2 separate regions of the Homo sapiens genome follow, and region 1 is linked to region 2. A link is a loop called in an ENCODE intact Hi-C map of the cell type or tissue named here. Cell type or tissue: endothelial cell of umbilical vein. All regions are shown on one strand.

Region 1 (2,500 bases), 480 kb after region 2:
TCTCTGGAGACATTTTTGTATTCCTTTGTTCCAATCATTGCCTTGGAGAAGTTCACTGTCTCATAAGAGGAATCACAAAACAAGAATCATCTCAGAATTGTAGGGATCTCTGTGCAAATTTGTCTAACATCTTACCAAGGCAGATGTCTTAGTCCATTTTGTGCTGTCATGGTAGAATACCTGAGACTGGGCAATTTATAAAGAACAGAGATTTGTGTCTTACAGTTCTGGAGGCTGAGAAGTCTGAGGTTGAGGGGCCCACATTCTGTCCAGTGATGAGTAGCTTGTCTACTCATAGGCTGCCCATTCCACTTTGATCAGGCTCATTTACTAAACATTCACTGAACAGTTTGTCTTGACATTGTGTGAGGTTACTGGAGATACCAAAGGGAGCAAGATGGACGTGGTCTGACTCTCATAAGGCTTACATTAGAATGTTCTTCTATTTTTTTTTATTGAAACTTTGTCTATTTACCTTAGGCTCATTCATTCTAGTTATGACCTCAGAGTCATAAAGAATGCACAGCACTGTGCACTGTGCCAAAAGCCCTATTGCCTTCATTTCTTTTACTCCTCACCAGAATCCTATGAGGCAGGGAACATCACTGTCTCAATTTCACCACTGAAGAAACTAAGACTTAAAAGGGTAGGTATCTTGCCCAATATCATATAGCTAGTATCTGTTCCTCCATTCACATTAATTAATCATTCATTCATTCAACAAACATTGGTTGAGAATCTACTATAAGCTTTGGCAATGTTGAGAAAATTTGATAGCTGCCCTTAAAAACTCACAGCTCAATGGGGGAAGAAGTCAAGCAAACAGGTCTACTGCAGTGTGCTGTGCTGTGTGAGGGAGCTGTGCTCTGCGGCGATAACAGCTAGCAGGTCGGTCTCTCACCTGGTTGAAGAGTCCAGTCAGGCTCCTGATTAGCACAGTGGCCCCTATCGGTCTCTGTTGCACCTCGTCCCTCCAATCCACCCACCACCCTGCATCTGGAGTGATCTGTCTAGACTCACAGTCAAGATCTGTCTAGACTGATCTGTCGCATTCACTCATTTTTCATTCAGCTAACAAATATTTTTGAGTATCTACTTTGTTAGCCCTTGGAGACACAATGGTGAGTAAACCAGACTTGGCTGGGACCTTCACAGAGCTTGCAAGGCAGGTAAGAAACAGAAACAGGGAGATGCATAGAATCATTAAAAAAAGAAAAAAAAAAGTTGGAAGGCATATAGCCACTGTGGAAGACAGTTTGGAGGTTTCTCAAAATGTTAAGCATAGCGTTACTAAATGACCAGCAATTCTACTCTTAGGTATATACTCAGAAGAATTGGAAACAGGTACTCAAACACATATATCTACAACACATGAAGGTTCATAGCAGCACTAGTCACAATAGCCAAAAGGAGGAAAGAATCCAGATGTCCATCAAGGATGAATGCATAAGCAAAATGTGGTCTATTCTTACAATGAATGTTACTGAGTCATAGGAAGGAAGGAAGTACTGATACAGGCTAAACAGAGACGAACTTCAAAAATATTATGCTAAGTGAAATAAGCTAGACACAGAAGGTTACATAAGATAGGATTCCTTTTAAATAAAATATCTAGAACAGGTAAAGCCATAGAGACAGAAAGTAGATTGGTGGTTTCCAGGGGTTGGGGGCAGGAGGAAATAAGGAATGACTGCTTAATGGGTATATGGTTTTATTTTGGTGTGATGAAAACATTCTCGAACTAAATAGAAATGGTAGTTGTACAACAATCTGAGTGTACTAAATGCCACCCTGAATTATGTACTTTAAAATGGTTAATTTTCTGTTATGTGAATTTCATCTCAATTAAAAAAAAATGTATAACAAGGGGCTTAAATTAGATTGGGGATCAAGGATGGTTTTGAGCTGAGACCTAAAGACTGAGCAAGAGCTAGCTAGGAGAAGGATGTAGAGAAGAACATGTCCCTGGCAAGAGGAAGAGGGTATGGGGTGGAACTGAAGGGGAGGCAGGGGCCAGATGTGGTACAGCTTTGTAGGCCATGCAACATGTCCCCAGTCTTACCCCAAATGCCTTGGGAAATACCATGACAGAACAGTCTATCTGTTCTCAAGTTCATTCTTCCTGCTCTGTGGAAATGGCCCGCAGGGGCACAATCACAGCAGCTACAGGGAAGGACAATGGTGACCAAGGCTCCCTGGGGCTGTCAATTTAGTCCATATCCCTACAGGGGACACACAAGGCTCCACGACCTAGTCCCTCCCCAGGTCCCCTGGCTCGTCTCTCCCTCTGCCCACCTCACACTCTCTGCTGTAGCCGTAGAAAGTTCAAGAGGTGAGCTCTTTTTCTTCAGGCCTTGGAACAATCTGCTCCTCCTTGGGAATGTTTCCCCATATTTGCCTGGCCAAGTTTTCTCCAATCTTCAGCATTCTGCTAAGGCATCGCTTTCTTCCAGATGTTGTCCTGGCTCCAGGCTCTAATACTGCCTGACTTTGAAGCACC
Region 2 (2,500 bases):
GTTTTCAACAACGGTGAGAAAAGCAAGTTTACACTTCTTAGAATCTTACTGAATTAATGGTGAAAATTACTAGTTGCTTTTATTTTTCCCCCAAGCAAAGAAGGTGCTGTGAATGCTTTCGATCTTTTACTCTCAAGGGAAATCTAGTGATCCTTACACCATCTGAAAGACAGAAATCATAGCAATGATTCAGATCCCACATCTAGGACTGTGCCAAACTTAGGCTGAACCACTCAAAACCTGAAGGGTAAGTGAACTAGAAACTACAAGTGACTGAGCCACAGGTGAGGTTCAGTTCCCTTCAAGAAAGATATTCACATTCTGTGCCTCTGAGACTTTAAGTGTATCAAATAGAAACTGACTATGCCACAGACCTAACATGTGACTTGGACATCAACTCCTGAGTGGGGACATGGCACCTAGTACATCTTCTAGCTCCTAGTCAGCCAGTTTTCTGTAAGTCAATAAACATTCATTAACAATCACACAAACCAAATTACTGTACCTCCTCAGGCAAGCTGACCACCAAATCATTTTTTGTCTGTCCAACCAGCGCCTGCCAAAAATATTCACTGCATGCGGCCAGCACAGCCCGGTGGGCCCGGAACTCCTTCCTCTCCACGATCAAAGTCACGTCACAGAGAATATCCTTTTTCCGCTGGTCATTGAGGCCCAGGAGGATGTTGGTGCAGTGGACTGTGGACTCATACACATACATGGGGGAGTCAGGCTTCTCATCCACAGACATGCCGTTCACACCCTGAAAGAAAGAAAGAAACAAAGAAAGAAAGAAAGAAAGGCTGAGTCACCACAGCTGTAGGATCAGAGAGAGGAGGTGAGAAAGAACATCATGGTTCCTGTGTCCCACTGCCATGAGCATGGCAGGAAGGAGGGGAATTACCAATCAGCATATTTGTGCTTACTCTGTACAATGAGCTCAGGAAACATATCTGTAAAGTCAAGTTCCACAGCTGACTTTTATGCTTCCTACTTACCGCATTCTTTTACCCCATGGTAACAAAGCCAGATCTTTTAATAGAACATTTAAAACATTTAAAACACATTGGTATTTTAAAACTTGGTGGTTCTGATTTTGTTAGTAGGCTGAAAAAGAAATTTCACATGTAAATAGCCTCTATGCAAGGACTAACTTAGATTTGTGTGAAGAGGAAATGAATCATTTTGAAGTATTTGTAATGTTGTCTTGATGAAGTATATGTAAGTTCCTAAGGTGAAATTTGGCTGAGATGCCAAGTAGAGTAAACATCAAATCACAATACATATTTAACAAGTGAACCAAACTGTCTGCACACTGAAGACTCAGTAGAGTCAGCTATTGCATCTGCCCTCTGCCACTTCAAGGCAAAGCACAATTGCCATAATGCAATAGTTGCTCAGCTCTTAGAAAGATGTGGAATTGTGCTGTCGTTATCCCAGCTGAATTGATGTACATCCCCTTTAAGGAAACACAATATATCACAATAGCAGTCATGAAAAAAGATGCATTCAACAGTCAAGATTACTTTTACAAAAGGTTCTTTGCTTTAAAAAATATCCATTGAAATATTTCTTTTTCTTTTTTTTGAGAGGGAGTTTTGTTCTTGTCGCCCAGGCTGAAGTGCAATGGTGCGATTCTCAGCTCACTGCAACCTCCACCTCCTGGGTTCAAGTGATTCTCCTGCCTCCGCTTCCCAAGTAGCTGGGATTACAGGCATGTGCCACCGTGCCTAACTAATTTTTGTATTTTTAGTACAGACGGGATTTCACCATCTTGGCCAGGCTGGTTTTGAACTCCTGACCTCAGGTGATCCACCCGCCTCGGCCTCCCAAAGTGCTGGGATTACAGGCGTGAGCCACTGTGCCTGGCCCCGCTGAGGTATTTTAAAATACAGTATCTGTAATTAATTTATATAGTTACATAGTTTTTCTGTAATGTTTGCTAGAGTAGTAAGAATTCCAGTAGCGAGTCCTACTTTCTTTTTGGCTTTCTTATTTTTTTAAAACAGCTTTAACATACAATAAACTGTACATATTTATAGTGAGCAATTTGATGTTTTGATTGTGTATGTAACTGTGAAACCATCATCACAATAAAGATAGTAAACAAATCCATCATCACCAAAAGTCTCCTTAAGGCCCTTGTAATAATTTTTCCCTTGTACCTCTCTGTACCCCACCGCTACAACGACTGATCAGCTTTCTGACATTCTATATTAGCTTGCATTTTCTAGAGTTTCATATAAATGGAATCATAAACTACATATTCTTTTATATCTGGCTTCTTCTATTCAGCATAATTATTTCACCATTCATCCATGTTGCTGCATATATCAAGTTTGTTCCTTTATTACTTAGCATCCTATTGTATAAATATAGCGTAACTTTTTTTTTATCCATTCATCTATTAGTGGATATTTGGGTTGTTTCCAGTATTTATTTACAAATAAAGCTGCTGTGAACATTCACATACAATTCTTTGGATGGACATATGCTTTCACTT

The links. Peaks named below come from ENCODE experiments on the same cell type or tissue, not always from the same donor. Only the 100,000 strongest peaks of a DNase experiment are listed, where the experiment ranks them.
Region 1: a loop joins it to region 2, with 2.8 times the contacts of the local background. A loop is called at or near these places in 1 of 110 quality-filtered maps.

What each region holds. Positions count from the first base shown.
Region 1 is chr6:90,492,055-90,494,554 of GRCh38, forward strand. LOC124901362 (a long non-coding RNA gene) reads right to left here. Exons shown (of 2, transcript XR_007059678.1): 2 at 1,695-2,500. Among named protein-coding and RNA genes, the nearest start is that of MAP3K7, 94 kb to the right of the region's middle. RefSeq lists an enhancer at 2,298-2,500. In endothelial cell of umbilical vein, no CTCF peak of the experiment used is centred here; a DNase peak (open chromatin) is centred at 1,457; H3K27ac peaks cover 1,733 bases.
Region 2 is chr6:90,008,097-90,010,596 of GRCh38, forward strand. It overlaps BACH2 (BACH transcriptional regulator 2), which reads right to left. Exons shown (of 9, transcript NM_021813.4): 6 at 506-760. The coding sequence starts at 748. Among named protein-coding and RNA genes, the nearest start is that of GJA10, 110 kb to the left of the region's middle. In endothelial cell of umbilical vein, no CTCF peak of the experiment used is centred here; DNase peaks (open chromatin) are centred at 1,025 and 1,205; H3K27ac peaks cover 1,961 bases.